Linked DNA regions of Homo sapiens: region 2 is linked to region 1. A link is a loop called in an ENCODE intact Hi-C map of the cell type or tissue named here. Cell type or tissue: CD14-positive monocyte. All regions are shown on one strand.

Region 1 (8,000 bases):
CTTCAGAGGTGGAGTCTCCAGAGGCAGGCAGGCCTCCTTGAGCTGCAGTGGGCTCCACCCATTTCAAGCTTCCTGGTCGCTTTGTTTACCTACTCAAGCCTCAGCAATGGCAGGCACCCCTCCCCCAGCCTCACTGCCGCCTTGCAGTTTGATCTCAGACTGCTGTGCTAGCAATGAGTGAGACTCCGTGGGCGTGGGACCCTCCAAGCCAGGCGTGGGATATAACCTCCTGGTGTGCCATTTGCTAAGACCATTGGAAAAGCTCAGTATTAGGGTGGGAGTGACCCAATTTTCCAAGTGCCATCTGTCACAGCTTCCATTGGCCAGGAAAGGGAATTCACTGACCCCTTGCACTTCCCGGGTGAGATGATGCCTTGCCCTGCTTTGGGTCATGCACAGTGGGCTGCACCCACTGTCCTGCACCCACTGTCTGACAAGCCCCAGTGAGATGAACCCGGTACCTCAGTTGGAAATGCAGAAATCACCCATCTTCCGTGTGGCTTATGCTGGCAGCTGTAGACTGGAGCTGTTGCTGTTCGGCCATCTTGGAACTTCCCCTCTGCCACAAATTCTTAAACCAGCTGAGGTTAAATAATCTCAGTTAAGGCCGGGCGTGGTGGCTCACGCCTGTAATCCCAGCACTTTGGGAGGCCGAGGTGGGGGATCACGAGGTCAGGAGTTCGAGACCAGCCTGGCCAATATGGTGAAACCCTGTCTCTACTAAAAATACAAAAATATGGTGGGTGCCTGTAATCCCAGCTACTCGGGAGACCGAGTCAGGAGAATCGCTTGAAACTAGAAGGCAGAGGTTGCAGTGAGCCAAGATTGTACCAGACTGGGCAACAAGAGCAAAACTCTGTCTTAAAAAAACAAATCTGAGCTAAATAATCTGGGCTTTTGTCAGGGCAGGGGATTTCCAAGGTGATTCAGACCCAAGCCACTGGTCATCAGGCTTTGCTTCCTTCTTTGTAGTTAAACTTAACTTGTTATGTCAACTAGATTTTTGGATTTTATAGCCTGGAACCTCCCCCAGGGATGCACTTTTAGAATCCCCTATAGTGGTGTCCTATCATTATGATTATGCATAACTGATATGTTAGTATTATTAAAAACTTTTGTTTGCCTTATTAGCATCTTTTTATATTTAGTAGTGCCATGTGGAAGTTTCATCTCCTAGGAGATGCGTGATGAAGTTTGGGGAGTTAGTTCTGTTCTTTTTTTTATATAACTGATGAATCACTTTGCAATACACTGTTGACACCTACCACTCGCACTTGGCCATTTTGTTTGACCATCTATGCTGATTCACTGTTGAATAAATTACTTGATTTACAATTGATGCTGGTTAGTCCCTCCTGTTCTTCATATGCCTCCTACTCTTTCCAGGCTATTTGGCTTATACCCTTCTTTACATACACAAATGGAATTCAGTGCATATTAATTACTTATAGACAGACATATATTTACTAGAAGAAACAAAAAGTCCAGGTATATAAATATTCTTCTACTTAAGAAAATAATAACCAAAATCCGAGTGGAATTGGATGGAATGGAGATGAGAAAAACCATATGTAAGATAATTGAAACCAAAAGCTGGTTGTTTGAAAAAATAAGATTGATAGACTAGCCAGACTAATAAAAAAGAGAGAAGATCCCTAAAAACAGAATCATAAATGACAAAGGGAGCATTACCACTGGCCCCACAGAAATACAAAAACCCTCAGAGACTATTATAAATACCTCAATGCATACAATTAGAAAACCTAGAAGAAATGGATAAATTCCTGAAAACATACAACCACTCTAAATTGAACCCGGAAGAAAAGAAAACCTTGAGCAGACCAATAACAAGTTCTGAAATAGAATCAATAACAAAAGAAACCTACCAAGAAGACAAAAGTGCTGGACCAGACGAATTCACAGCCGAATTCTACCAGATGTATAAAGAAGAGCCGGTACCATTCCTACTGAAACTATTCCTAAAAATCAAGGAGAAGGGACTTGTCTTTAACTCATTCTATGAGGCCAGCATCATTCTGATACCAAAATCTGGCAGAGACACAATGGAAAAAAAACTTCAGGCCAATATCTCTGATGGACATAGATGCAAAAATTATCAGCAAAACACTAACAAACCAAATCCAGCAACACATCAAAAAGCTAATCCACCATGATTAAGTAGACTTTATTCCTGGAATGCAAGGTTGCTTCAACATATGCAAATCAATAAATGTGACTCATCATATAAACAGAACTAAAAACAAAAACCACGTGATTATCTCAATAGATGCAGAAGAGGCCTTTGATATAATTCAACATCACTTTATATTAAAAATCCTCAACAAACTAAGCATCAAACGAACATACCTCAAAATAATAAAAGCCACCACTGAAAAGCCCACAGCCAGTATCATACAGAATGGGCAAAAGCTGGAAGCATTCCTCTTGAGAACCAGAATAAGACAAGGATGCCCATTCTCACCACTCCTATTAAACAGAGTAGAGAAGTCTTGGCCAGGGCAATCAGGCAAGAGAAAATTGGGCATCCACACAGGAAGAGAAGTCAAATGACCTTTCTTCACAGATGATATGATTATATACCTAGAAGCCTCCATAGTCTCTGCCCAAAGGCTCCTAGATCTGATAAACAACTTCAGCAAAAATCAATGAATGAAAATCAGTAGCATTTCTGTTTTTTTTTTTTTTTTTGAGACGGAGTCTTGCTCTGTCACCCAGGCTGCTGGAGTGCAGTGGCACAATCTCTGCTCACTGCAACCTCTGCCTCCAGGATTCTAAGCAATTCTCCTGCCTCAGCCTCCTGAGTAGCTGGGACTACAGGTGCATCCCACCATGCCTGACTAATTTTTTGTATTTTTAGTAGAGACAGAGTTTCACCGTGTTGGCCAGGATGGTTTTGATCTCCTGACCTCGTGAACCACATGCCTCGGCCTCCCAAAGTGGTGGGATTACAGGAATGAGCCACCGTGCCAGGCCTGAAGATCAGTAGCATTTCTATATACCAATAACAGCCAAACTGAGAGCCAAATCAAGAACACAATCTCATTTATAGTAGCCATAAAAAGAATAAAATACCTAGGAATACAGCTAACCAGGGAGGTGGAAGATCTCTACAACCAGAATTACAAAATGCTGCTCAAAGAAATCAGAGATGACACAAACAAAAATGGGAAAACTATTCCATGCTTATGGCTAGGAAGAATAAATATTGTTAAAATGGCCATCCTGTTCAAAGCAATTTATAGACCCAATGATAGTACTATCAAATTACCAAAGACTTTTTTTTCACAGAATTAGAACAAATTGTTCTAAAATGCATTTGGAATTAAAAAAGAGCTTGAATAGCCAAAGCAATCCTAAGCAAAAAGAACAAAGCTGAAGGCATCACACTACTCAACTTCAAGTTATACTACAAGGCTACAGTAACCAAAAACATAGTACTGGTACAAAAACAGATACAAAGGCCCAGTGGAACAGGGCAAGAACCCAGAAATAAAGCTATATACGTACAACCACCTGATCTTTGACAAGGTCAACAAAAACAAGCAAAGGGGAAAGGGCTCCCTGTTCAATAAATGGTGCTGGGATAACTGGCTAGCCATATGCAGAAGATTGAAACTGGACCCCTACCTTTCATCATATACAAAAATCAACTCAGGTTGGATTAAAACTTAAGCGTAAAACCTAAAACTATAAAAACTGTAGAAGAGAACCTAGGAAATACAATTTTGGACATTGGCTCTGGCAAAGACTTCATAATGAAGACTCCAAAAGCAATTGCCACAAAACCAAAAATTGACAAGGGGGATCTAATTAAACGAAAGAACTTCTGCACAGAAGACATTATCAAGAGAGCAAATAGACAACCTACAGAATGGGAGAAAATGTTTATAAACCATACATCTGACAGAGGCCTAACATCCAGAATCTATAAGGAACTTAAGCAAATCAACAAGCAAAAAACAAACAACCCCCCATTTATAAATGGGCAAAGGACATGAATAGATACTTCTCAAAAGAAGACATATAGATGGCCAACAAGCATATGAAAAAATGCTCAATATCACTAATCATCAGGGAGATGTAAATCAAAACCATGATGGGATGCCATTTCACACCAGTCAGAATGGTTATTATTAAAAAATAATAACAGATGTTATTATTAACACCTGTTAACAGAAAATAACAGATGTTGGCGAGGTTGTAGAGAAAAGGGAAAACGTATACGTGGTGGAAATATAAATTAGTTCAGCCACTGTAGAAAGCAGTCTGGAGATTTCTCAAAGAACTTAAAAGATGCTACCATTTGACCCTGCAATCCCATTACTGGATATATACCCAAAGGAATATAAATCTTTCTATCATAAAGACACATGCAAGTGCATGTTTATCACAGCACTGTTCACAGTAGCAAAGACATGGAATCAACCTAGATGCCCATCAGTGGTGGACTGGATAAAGAAAATGTGGTACATATATACCATGGAATACTATGCAGCCATAAAAAAGAACGAAATCATGTTTTTGTAGCAACATGGTTGGACCTGAAGGCCATTGTCCTAAGCAAATTAACACAGGAATGGAAAACCAAATACTGCATATTCTCACTTATAAGTGGGAGCTACACATTGAGTACATATGGACACAAAGAAGGGAATAATAGATTCTGGGGCCTACTTGAAGGTGGAGAGTGGGAGGAAGGTGAGGATTAAAAAACTATGGGGTATTATGCTGATTACCTGGGTGACAAAATTATCTGTACACCAAACCCCTGCAACATGCAGTTTACTCGTGTAACAAACCTGCACATATACTCCTTGAACTTAAAAATTCAGTTCTCACTGACACCTGTCACCATGACTCTATGTCAGATACACTGCCCGGACTCACCATGTGTGAATGCATCTCAGTCCACATATGGCAGGCAGGTGTCCAGATGGGCAATGCCTGCTGGGAGCTCTACTGCCTGAAACATTAGACTCAGCTTGATGGACAGATGCCCAGTGACAAGGTCATTGGTGGAGAGGATGACTTCTTCACCACCTTCTTGTGTGAAACCGGTGCTGGAAAACATGTGCCCCAGCCAGATTTTGTGGATCTGGAGCCTGTGGTCATTGATGAGATCTGATGTCCCAAACTGACAGCTCTTCCACCCAGAGCAACTCATTACTGGGAAAGAGGATGCTGCCAACAACTATGCCTGTAGTCACTATACCATTGGCCAGGGGATCACTGACCTGGGGATAGACCAGATCTGCAAGCTTCTGACCACTGCACAGAACCTCAGGACTTCCTGGTGTTCCACAGCTTTGTTGGGGGCACTGGCTCTGACTTCACCTCACTCCGCATGGAGTGGCTTTCTGTTGACTACGGCAAGAAATCCAAGCTGGAATTCTTTATCTACTCAGCCCCCACAGCTGTCTATAATTGTGGTCCAGCTCTAAAATTTCATCCTGATCACTCACACTACCCTGGAGCACTCAGACTGTGCCTTCATGGTGGACAATGAAGCCATCTATGACATTTGCCGCTGCAACCTGGACATCGAGCATCCAACCTCAGCCAACCTCAACTGCCACATTACCAAATCATCTCCTCTGTCACATCTTCTCTGCACTTTGATGGGCCCCTCAATGTGGACCTGATGAAGTTCCAGACCAACCTCACACCTTACCCTCACATCCACTTCCCCCGGCCACCTACTCACTCATCATCTCTGTAGAGAAGGTATACCATGAACAGCTGTCGGTGGCCAAGATCCTCAAAGCCTGCTTTGAGCTTACCAACCAGATGGAGAAGTGTGACCCCCGGCATAGCAAGTACATGGGCTGCTGCCTGCTGTACCGTGGAGATGTGATGTTCAAGGATGTTTATACTGCCATTGCCACCATCAAGACCAAGTGTAGCATTCAGTTTGTGGACTGGTTCCCCATGGGCTTCAAGGTTGGTATCAACTACCAGTAGCCCACTGTGGTGCCTGGTGGTGACCTGGCCAAGGTGCAGCATGCCATGTGCATGCTGAGCAACATGATCACTATCGCTGAGGCCTGGGCCTGCCCGGGCCACAAGTTCAACCTGATGTATGCCAAGAGGGCGTTTGTGCACTGGGATGTGGGCAAAGGCATGGAGGAGGGAGAGTTCTCTGAGGCCCTGGAGGATATGGGTGTGCTGGAGAAGGATTATGAGAAAGTAAGCATCAACTTATATGAGGACAAGGATAAGGGAGACTAGAACAACTGCCTGGAGCCTATTTACTATGTTTATTGCAAAACTTTAGGAATAAGCAGTCTCCTTTCATGATTAAGAAAATAAAATAAAAGTTCAAAGAAAAAAATCTTCTGCTTGTTTTAAATCAACAAAAAGTAATCATTCACCTTTAATTTTGGTATTTGTAACTCCCCTTTTTGCATACTTTGTATTAACTTTTCTCTTTTGAATGTTATTATGAATTATTGGAATTTCACATACTCAACTATTTCAATTAACCATTCTTCCCCTTTATTCTTTCCATCCCTTCCCTCTTTATGCTTCTCCTTGAAATGAAGTCCTTTCTTTTTTAATTTACTCATTTTAATTAATTAATTAATGTATTTTTTAACTTTTAGGTTTGGGGGTACCTGTGAAGGTTTGTTACATAGCTAAACATGTGTCATGGGGGTTTGTTGTACAGATTATTTCATCCCCCTGGTATTAAGCCTAGTACCCAATAATTAGTTATCTTTTCTGCTCCTCCCCCTCCTTCTACTCCCACCCTCAAGTAGAACCTGGTGTCTGTTGTTTCCTTCTTTGTGTTCATAAGTTATCATTTAGCTCCCACTGAAAAGTGAGAATATGTGGTATTTGGTTTTCTGTTCCTGCATTAGCTTGCTAAGGATAATAGCTTCTGGCTCCATTCATGTTCCTGCAAAAGACATCATCTCATTCTTTTTTATGGCTGCATAGTATTCCATGGTGTATATGTACCACATTTTCTTTATCTAATCTGTTATTGACGGGCATTTAGGCTAATTCCTTGTCTTTGCTATTGTGAATAGTGCTGCAGTGAACATATGCGTACGTGTGAAATGTGGAACACTGCATGTGAGTATGTGAAATTCCAATAATTCATGGTCTTTATGGTATAATGATTTATATTCCTCTGGGTATATACCCAATAATGGGATTGATAGGTTGAATGGTAGTTCTGCTTTTAGCTTTTTGAGGAATCACCATACTGCTTTCCACAATGTTTGAACTAATTTACACTCCCACCAACAGTGTATAAGTGTTCCATTTTCTACTGAGTCTTGCCAGCATCTGTTATTTTTTGACTCTTTAGTAATAGCCATTCTGACTAGTATGAGATAGTATCTCATTGTGGTTTTGATTTGCATTTCTCTAGTGATAAGGGATACTGAGCTTTTTTCATATGCTTCTTGGCTGTACTTCTTTTGAGAAGTGTCTGTTCATGTCCTTTGCCCGCTTTTTAATGGGGTTGTTTGTTTTTCCCTTGTAAATTTTTTTAATTCCCTTATAGATAATGGATATTAGACCTTTGTCAGATGCGTAGTTTGCAAAATTTTTCTCTCATTCTGTAGACCGTCTGTTTACTCTGTCAAGAGTTTCTTTTGCTGTGCAGGAGCTCTTTAGTTTAATTAGATCCCACTTATCAATTTTTGCTTTCATTGTGATTGATTTTGTTGTCTTTGTCATGAAATATTTGCCGGTTCCTGTGTCCCGGTTGGTATAGCCTAGGTTGTCTTCCAGGGTTTTTATAGTTTTAGGTTTTACATTTAAGTCTTTAATCCATTTTGAGTTGATTTTTGTGTATAGTGAAAGGAAGGGGTCCAGCCTCGGTCTTCTGCATATGGCTAGCCAGTTATCCCAGCATCATTTACTGAATAGGGAGTCTTTTCCCCATTGCTTGTTTTTGTCAGCTTTGTTGAAGATCAGATGCTCATAGATGTGTGGCCTTATTTGTGGGCTATTTTGTTCCATTGGTC
Region 2 (8,000 bases), 680 kb after region 1:
AAAAGTACCCGATACGAATGTCTCCTTAGAAGATGTGAGTGAAGTTGCTCCTGAAAAGCCTATTACTACTGAGAACCCCAAACTTCCTTCAACAGTGTCTCCAAATGTTTTTAATGAGACAGAATTCTCATTAAATGTGACAACATCTGCCTATTTGGAGTCATTACATGGGAAAAATGTTAAACATATAGATGATTCCTCCCCAGAGGACCTGATAGCAGCCTTTACAGAAACCAGAGATAAAGGAATAGTAGATAGTGAAAGAAATGCTTTTAAAGCAATATCAGAGAAGATGACAGACTTTAAAACAACTCCTCCTGTAGAAGTCTTACATGAAAATGAGTCCGGTGGTTCTGAAATTAAAGACATTGGAAGCAAATACAGTGAACAAAGCAAAGAAACAAATGGAAGTGAGCCTCTAGGTGTTTTCCCTACCCAAGGTACTCCAGTAGCATCTCTTGACTTAGAACAAGAACAGCTCACAATTAAGGCTCTTAAAGAATTAGGTGAAAGACAGGTTGAGAAGTCAACTTCTGCACAGCGTGACGCAGAATTGCCTTCTGAAGAAGTACTGAAGCAAACTTTCACATTTGCTCCAGAATCTTGGCCACAGAGATCATATGACATCCTAGAACGTAATGTCAAGAATGGATCTGATCTTGGGATTTCCCAGAAGCCCATCACTATCAGAGAAACTACTAGGGTAGATGCTGTTTCCAGCCTTAGCAAGACTGAATTGGTAAAAAAGCATGTCCTAGCAAGACTTCTGACAGACTTCTCAGGTAACCATTTATATTAGAATACTGCATGTGGTTAATTCTGTGATTGATTACTTATCAGCGTGCCATTTATGTTAGTCTGATTTATACCTACAAAATTATGGCTAAAATACAAAAACAATATGCTGTATGATGGGAAAGGCAGATTCTTCTCCTGTCTTTTTTTAAATGATTGCTTGATTTGGTTTCCTTAATATCAATATTTCCCAAAGCAGTAGACCACTTTGTAACATTAATCTTCCCCTAAATATTTTTTCTATGCTCGCTGGGTACGGTGGCTCACGCCTATAATCCCAGCACTTTGGGAGGCCGAGACGGGCGGATCACAAGGTCAGGAGATTGAGACCATCCTGGCTAACACGGTGAAACCCCGTCTCTACTAAAAATACAGAAAAATTAGCTGGACGTGGTGGCGGGCGCCTGTAGTCCCAGCTGCTTGGGAGGCTGAGGCAGGAGAATGGCGTAAACCCGGGAGGCAGAGCTTGCAGTGAGATGAGATCGCGCCAGTACACTCCAGCCTGGGTGACAGAGCAAGACTCTGTCTCAAAAAAAAAAAAAAAAAGAAAATTTTTTTTCTATGCTCCAGTTATATTTCAAGGTACTTCTTTTCTTATAGGTTGCCCCTAAGGTGATATTAGGTGAGAATCTAATATCATCAGGTTCTTACTTATTTACAAAGCTTGTTTTTAAATCTCCATAATTGTCATACTTTTTAGCACTTGGATTTTTTGATATGTGCTTTGTGGAATCTTAGCAATCAAAGATAAAGGAATTCCTGCTGGGAAAGATAGTAAATGAAACTTTTAATTAATGTGATCGTATACTATAGAGATTTTATGCTCTGAAAGTAGGTAACCAGTATTGTAGTACTATTTTGTGAGTAATGCTTAGGAGAACTCATGCATTCTTCTACTTTCTATCTTATTTAATATTCTTCAGGCCAAAACTCATTATTAGATGGTACCAGAAACCCCTTCTCTTGTCTTTTATCTATTTCAAATGATCACTTTTCTAGCAAGTGGCTTTCAGTTAGATTACTGCAAATGCTGTCTATTCTGGGATCTTGGAAAGTACAAGAAAAAAAAAGGATCTTTCAAGCCCCTCTACAAGGGACCCCCATCCTTTAATGTAATACCAAGTTTTACATCTACTGTATGGTCAGTGTTAGGTGCTATGTAGAGGTCTGTGGTTTTTAAACTATTTGATTATAGATCTTTTATCAAATGAAATCATACACAGAGTTGTAGTATTTACAAGAAAATTAGATTTTTGTTAGGCTAAATGTATTTTGTGTTTGATTTTGTGCCTTTTTATAAAGGCATTTTCTTACTGGAAACTGTAGGTAGATTTATCTTTTTAAGTTTTAATATTTAAAATAGATAAATTGTACTTAACCTTACAATGGTATTGTGAGGATTAAATATGAAAATGCAGGTAATACAGTGCCTAGCACATAGTAAATATGCAGTCAGATTTAGCACCAAATACAGGGCCTGCCACATAAGTAGTACTGGATAATTATTTGTTGAATGAATGATATGAATTATTTCACTAACAATTATCAGTGAAAGACATTGAGGCTTTTTGATAAACCAAAAATTTTGAATTACCAATTAAGGATAGCTCTTATACTCTAGCATTTGAAGCTCACTGAATTTGGATTAAAGAGTACTAGGTTCTAATTCTTGCTGTGCTGTGTCTAGAAGTATGACTTTGAACAAGTAACTTACATAACCTTTCGGGGGCCTCAGTTTTAATATCTGTAAAGTGAGGATGTAAAGTGAAGTAGATGGTCTTCAATTATCATTTAAATAATATGATTCTCTGGCTCTGGTACATTCTAGATTTCTTCCTCAGTTGTCATAATTCTTACAGGTAGTAACTTTTGGGCAATAAGGCATATAGGAATTATGCTACAAGAACTCCAGTGTCTAATTCTGGCAAATTCCTGTTTTAGCATGACCTTAGATGACTAGTCTAATTGGTTCAGCATCTTCCTTTGTTAATGTGATGATCATTATTTTGCCCTGCTTTGTATGTTGCAGTAAATAAAGTGCTGTGTAAATGCTAATTATTAGTGATTATCAACTGAATTATTTAATCTAGCGTGAGAGATGTAAAGGGCTATGGAAGTTCAGGATATTTGTCACTGACCAAAGTCTATGATTAGTGTATGTTTTTAGATTGTAATTAAAGAAGACCGGTATAGTTAGACCAAGAAGTTTAAAGGCCTTTCTTGCAGCTTTCAAAAGTGAAAACCTTTTAAAATTGTCTTATTTATGAATAAATCTTTAAAAATATAATCCATTTCATTGCAGTGAAATAAATAAATAAAAACATAAACCATTTCAGTAAAATGCATCAGTGTCTAGTTTTATTTATTTATCTTTTTTTTTTTTTTTTTAATTTTTTGAGACAGAGTCTCACTCTGTTGCCCAGGCTGGAGTGCAGTGGCGCGATCTCGGCTCACTGCAACCTCCACCTCCAGGGTTCAAGCGACTCTCCTGCCTCAGCCTTCCGAGTAGCTGGGATTACAGGCGTGTGCCACCACGCCCAGCTAATTTTTTGTATTTTTACTAGAGATGGGGTTTCACCATGTTGGCCAGGCTGGTCTCTCAAACTCCTGGCTTCAAGTGATCCGCCTGCGTTGGCCTCTCAAAGTGCTGGGATTTACAGGCCTGAGCCACCACACACAGCCGATTGTCTAGTTTTAAATACGTGTATCTGCATATTCTTCCTTTCTAAGGTAAAAACAGTGCTTTAATTATATTCTGCCTTAAGTTGTTTGGGAAAATAGGCAAAAGAAACAATGAAAGAATTAGTGGTTTTCTGTTTGTTTTTGCTATTTTATGGTATATTATGTAACAGCTTGTAATGAAGCCTTTATCATATTATAGTTGGTTGCTGAGTAATTAAGTTATGATAGACTCTCATAGTTTGGGGAAGAAAATCAGATCCCTGCCTCTCACATACCTAGTGTAGTGAAGATAGTTTTTTGTGTTTTAGTATCCAGATTGGCAGGATGCAAGGAAATAAGCATATAGTTTGGTGAAGTACATGTAAATTGTTACAGCCTTTCTGGAAGGCAGTTGGCAATATGTAACAGACCTAGAACTGCCCTAGCAATCTTGTTTTTAGGAATTCTTTTTTTTTTTTTTTTTTTTTTTTTTTGAGACAGAGTCTCGCTCTGTCGCCCAGGCTGGAGTGCAGTGGCGCAATCTCGGCTCACTGCAAGCTCTGCCTCCCGGGTTCACGCCATTCTCCTGCCTCAGCCTCCCGAGTAGCTGGGATTACGGGCGCCTGCTACCACGCCCGGCTAATTTTTTGTATTTTTTAGTACAGACGGGGTTTCACCATGTTAGCCAGGATGGCCTCAATCTCCTGACCTGGTGATCTGCCCACCTCGGCCTCCCAAAGTGCTGGGATTACAGGCGTGAGCCACCCGTGCCCGGCCCTTTTTTTTTTTTTTTTTTTTTTTTAAAGACAGAGTCTCACCGTGTTGCCCAGGCTGGAGTGCAATGGCACGATCTCGGGTCACTGCAACCTCCACCTCCCGGGTTCAAGCGATTCTCCTGCCTCAGCCTCCCAAGTAGCTGGGATTACAGGTGCCTGCCACCACGCCCGGCTAATTTTTTGTATTATTAGTAAAGACGGAGTTTCACTATATTGGCCAGGCTGGTCTCGAACTCCTGACCTCGTGATCCGCCCGCCTTGGCTTCCCAAAATACTGAGATTACAGGCGTGAGCCACGGAACCCAGCTGGAATTTATCCTTTTTTAAAAATGTGCAAAAATAACTACACAGATGTTCATTATAGCACAGTTTATGATAGTGGCAGATATCTCGGTGTCTTAACAATTAGAGATTGGTTGAGTATATTATGGTATAACTGTGCAATCGAATATTACACAGTCATTGAAGTTGTTAAAGTTTTGTTTTTTTTTTTTTTAAGAAATGGAAAAATATAGAAAAGTACAAAGGCAGCCTACACCCATATCTTCTCTATATGTAGAATTAACTTATGTTAATTGTTAGCATTGGTAGTCATATTTGCTTCCAAACTAAAGGACTCTTTGATTACCACCTGGCCACGCCCTCCATCTCCCCTTCCCCAGACGTAACACCGTCATGGACCTGGTACATCCTTCCAGTTTATTTTAAATAAATGTGTTTGTATTGTTTTATGCTTTTTAACCATTCATTCATGTTATCATGTTTGTTGTATAACGTTTTCCATTCAACATTAGGTTTTTAAACTTCTTTCATGTTGGAATTTATATAATTTATTCATTTTAACAGCTATGTAGTAATCCATTATATGAATATATTATTTTCTTTTGGTAAGGATTTAGATTCTTTCCTATTTTTTGCTATTATAGACAGCGCTGAAGTTAACATTCTTCTTTTTTTTTTTCCTTTTTCTTTTTCTTTTTTGAGATGGAGGAGTTTCACTCTGTCGCCCAGGCTGGAGTGCAGTGGTGCAATCTCCGCTCACTGCAAGCTCCGCCTCCCGGGTTCATGCCATTCTCCCGCCTCAGCCTCCTGAGTAGCTGGGACTACAGGCGCCTGCTACCACGCCCAGCTAATTTTATTTTTGTATTTTTAGTAGAGTCGGGGTTTCACTGTGTTAGCCAGGATGGTCTCAATCTCCTGGCCTCGTGATCCGCCCGCCTCGGCCTCCCAAAGTGCTGGAATTACAGGCATGAGCCACCGCGCCCGGCCTTAAGTTAACGTTGTTATACTTGTCTGTTTTTACACATATGTGACTATTTCCCCAGCGTTAGGGTGCTACTGCTTATCAGTTTCACTTCTAGCTCTGTGCCTTATTTTTCTAGTTACTGTCAAAGTTAGTGTCTTCTGTTATGTAAAAATGTTCGTAATTTATTAGTAAAAACTACATTGTTCAGCACCCAGCAGATGGTGGGTGCTAAAGTGGAATGAAAAGAGTTACCAAACAAGGAATACAAAATAATTCCTATCTTGGTATCATTTAAAGTGAATCTATGCTAGAAAGATTCCATAAAGAAAAAAAATGAATCTATATACCTACATATACAGGGAATCTGAAGTAATTTTTAAAAGCAATGTCAGAATGGTTTTCTTTTCTTATGGCCAAGTAGGCTTTTACTGGACCTGACCTTCCTGCATATAACTGGACAAAATTTTTAAAAAACAAAGACCCGAAGGCACTGGAGGATGAACGGGAGCAGTCAGATTCTGAAAGAGAGTTGACACATGTAAGAAGAGACAGCATGAAATTAGTTTTTTATTTTTACTGCTTTTAGCTAGAGGACAGGCTGAAGTGGGCACCTGACAGGCTGGCTTAAACCTTCATAGAAAACCTAAGCAGTGGACAGCATTTGGGTCAGCCACAACCACTGAGTCAGTGGAATGTAAGGGGAGGAGGAATCTTGGAAGGGAGAGATCCAGAGAGTGACAGCCTAAAATTCTGTAGATAAAATAAACTGTGTTTAAGCCTCTGTTTAATTGTAAACCACACTTAACACAAAAGATTATAAGCAGCACAACTAGAGATGAAAGAAGTGAACTGGGCCGGGTGCAATGGCCCACGCCTGTAATCCCAGCACTTTGGGAGGCCAAGGCGGGTGGATCACGAGATCAGGAGTTCAAGACCAGCCTGGTCAAGCTGGTGAAACCCCATCTCTACTAAAAATACAAAAATTAGCCGGGCACATTGGCAGGCGCCTGTAATCCCACCTACTCAGGTGGCTGAGGCAGGAGAATCGCTTGAACCCCTGGGGGTGGAGGTTGCAGTGAGCCAAGATCATGCCATTGCACTACAGCCTGGGTGACAGAGTAAGACTCCGTCTGAAAAAAAAAAAAAAAAAGAAGAAGTGAGCCGAGTTTGTAGTTTGAAGGCCAGGCACAGTGGCTCATGCCTGTAATCCCAGTACTTCAGGAGGCTGAAGCAGGTGGATCACTTGAGCCCAAGAGTTCAAGGCCAGCCTGGGCAGCATGGTGAAACCCCATCTCCACTAAAAAATACAAAATTAAGCCAGGCATGGTGGCCTGTGCCTGTAGTCCCTGAGCCCAGGGAGGTCAGGGGTGCAGATCGCACCACTGCACTCCAGCCTGGGTGACAGAGTAAGACTCTATCTTGAAAAAAAAAGTTTGCAGTTTGAATCTAACCAAATTTATTACATGTTAAAACAAAAGTAATGATACTCTCCAGAGGAATAGAACACAGTCTGGAATTTGTACAGCATAATATTCACAATGTCCAGGATATAATCCAAAACTACATGTTTTAAGAACCAAGAAATTATAACTCAGTCTGAAGAAAAAGAGACAATCGATAGAAACTAACTGCATGTGTTGGAATTAGGAGTCAGGATTTTAAGGGTTTTCATTTTAATCACTCAAAGAAGTAAAGGGAAATATTCTTGTATTGAATAAAAAAGAAAATCTCAACCTAGAAATCGAAACAAAAAAGAGTCAGGTGGGGATTCTAGAACTGTAAAATATAACCACTGAAATTAAAATTCAGCAGGTGACCTTAACAGCAAAATGGAGATGACAGGGGAAGAAGCTGGTGAACTTGATAGCATACTAAAGAACAGAAAGAACACATATTTTTTAAAAGTGTCACCAGAGCTTCAGAACCCTGTGGGACAATATCAAAAGACCTAACTTTGGCCAGGCACAGTGGCTCACGTCTGTAATCCCACCACTTCAGCACTTAGGGAGGCCGAGGCAGGAGGATCACTTGAGCCCAGGAGTGCGAGACCTGCAAAACCTATTTTTTATAATTGGAGTCCTAGCAGGAGAGGAAAGTGAGAGAGAGACTGGAGAAGGACATATTTAAAGATAAAATGGCTGAAATTTTCTTAAATTTTATGAAAGGCACATTTACTGATGAAAGACGCTCATCAAACACCACCTACTAGGATAATTACAAAGAAAACCATACCTTGGTGTATGTGTCGGGGTCCCCAAGATAACCATCAGGGCCAGTGATTTGCTAGAAGGACCCATAGGACTCATAAACTGTAAACTAGCAGTTAATGGTTTATTACAGCAAAAGGACATAGGTTAGAATTGGCCAGAGGAAAAGACACACGGGATAAAATCTAGGAGAGATCAGATGCAAGCTTCCAGGTATTGAATGGAGTCATACAGGGATGTACTTAATTCTTTTACAGTGATGCGTGATAACATGTGCAAAGGATTCCCAACCAAGGAAGCTCTTTCAATCTTTGG

The links. Peaks named below come from ENCODE experiments on the same cell type or tissue, not always from the same donor. Only the 100,000 strongest peaks of a DNase experiment are listed, where the experiment ranks them.
Region 2: a loop joins it to region 1, with 5 times the contacts of the local background. A loop is called at or near these places in 8 of 110 quality-filtered maps.

The regions. Positions count from the first base shown.
Region 1 is chr11:63,041,876-63,049,875 of GRCh38, forward strand. It overlaps the pseudogene TUBAP7. Among named protein-coding and RNA genes, the nearest start is that of SLC22A8, 30 kb to the left of the region's middle. In CD14-positive monocyte, no CTCF peak of the experiment used is centred here; no DNase peak of the experiment used is centred here.
Region 2 is chr11:63,720,251-63,728,250 of GRCh38, forward strand. RTN3 (reticulon 3) reads left to right here. Exons shown (of 9, transcript NM_001265589.2): 3 at 1-782. Among named protein-coding and RNA genes, the nearest start is that of RTN3, 43 kb to the left of the region's middle. In CD14-positive monocyte, no CTCF peak of the experiment used is centred here; no DNase peak of the experiment used is centred here; H3K27ac peaks cover 2,784 bases.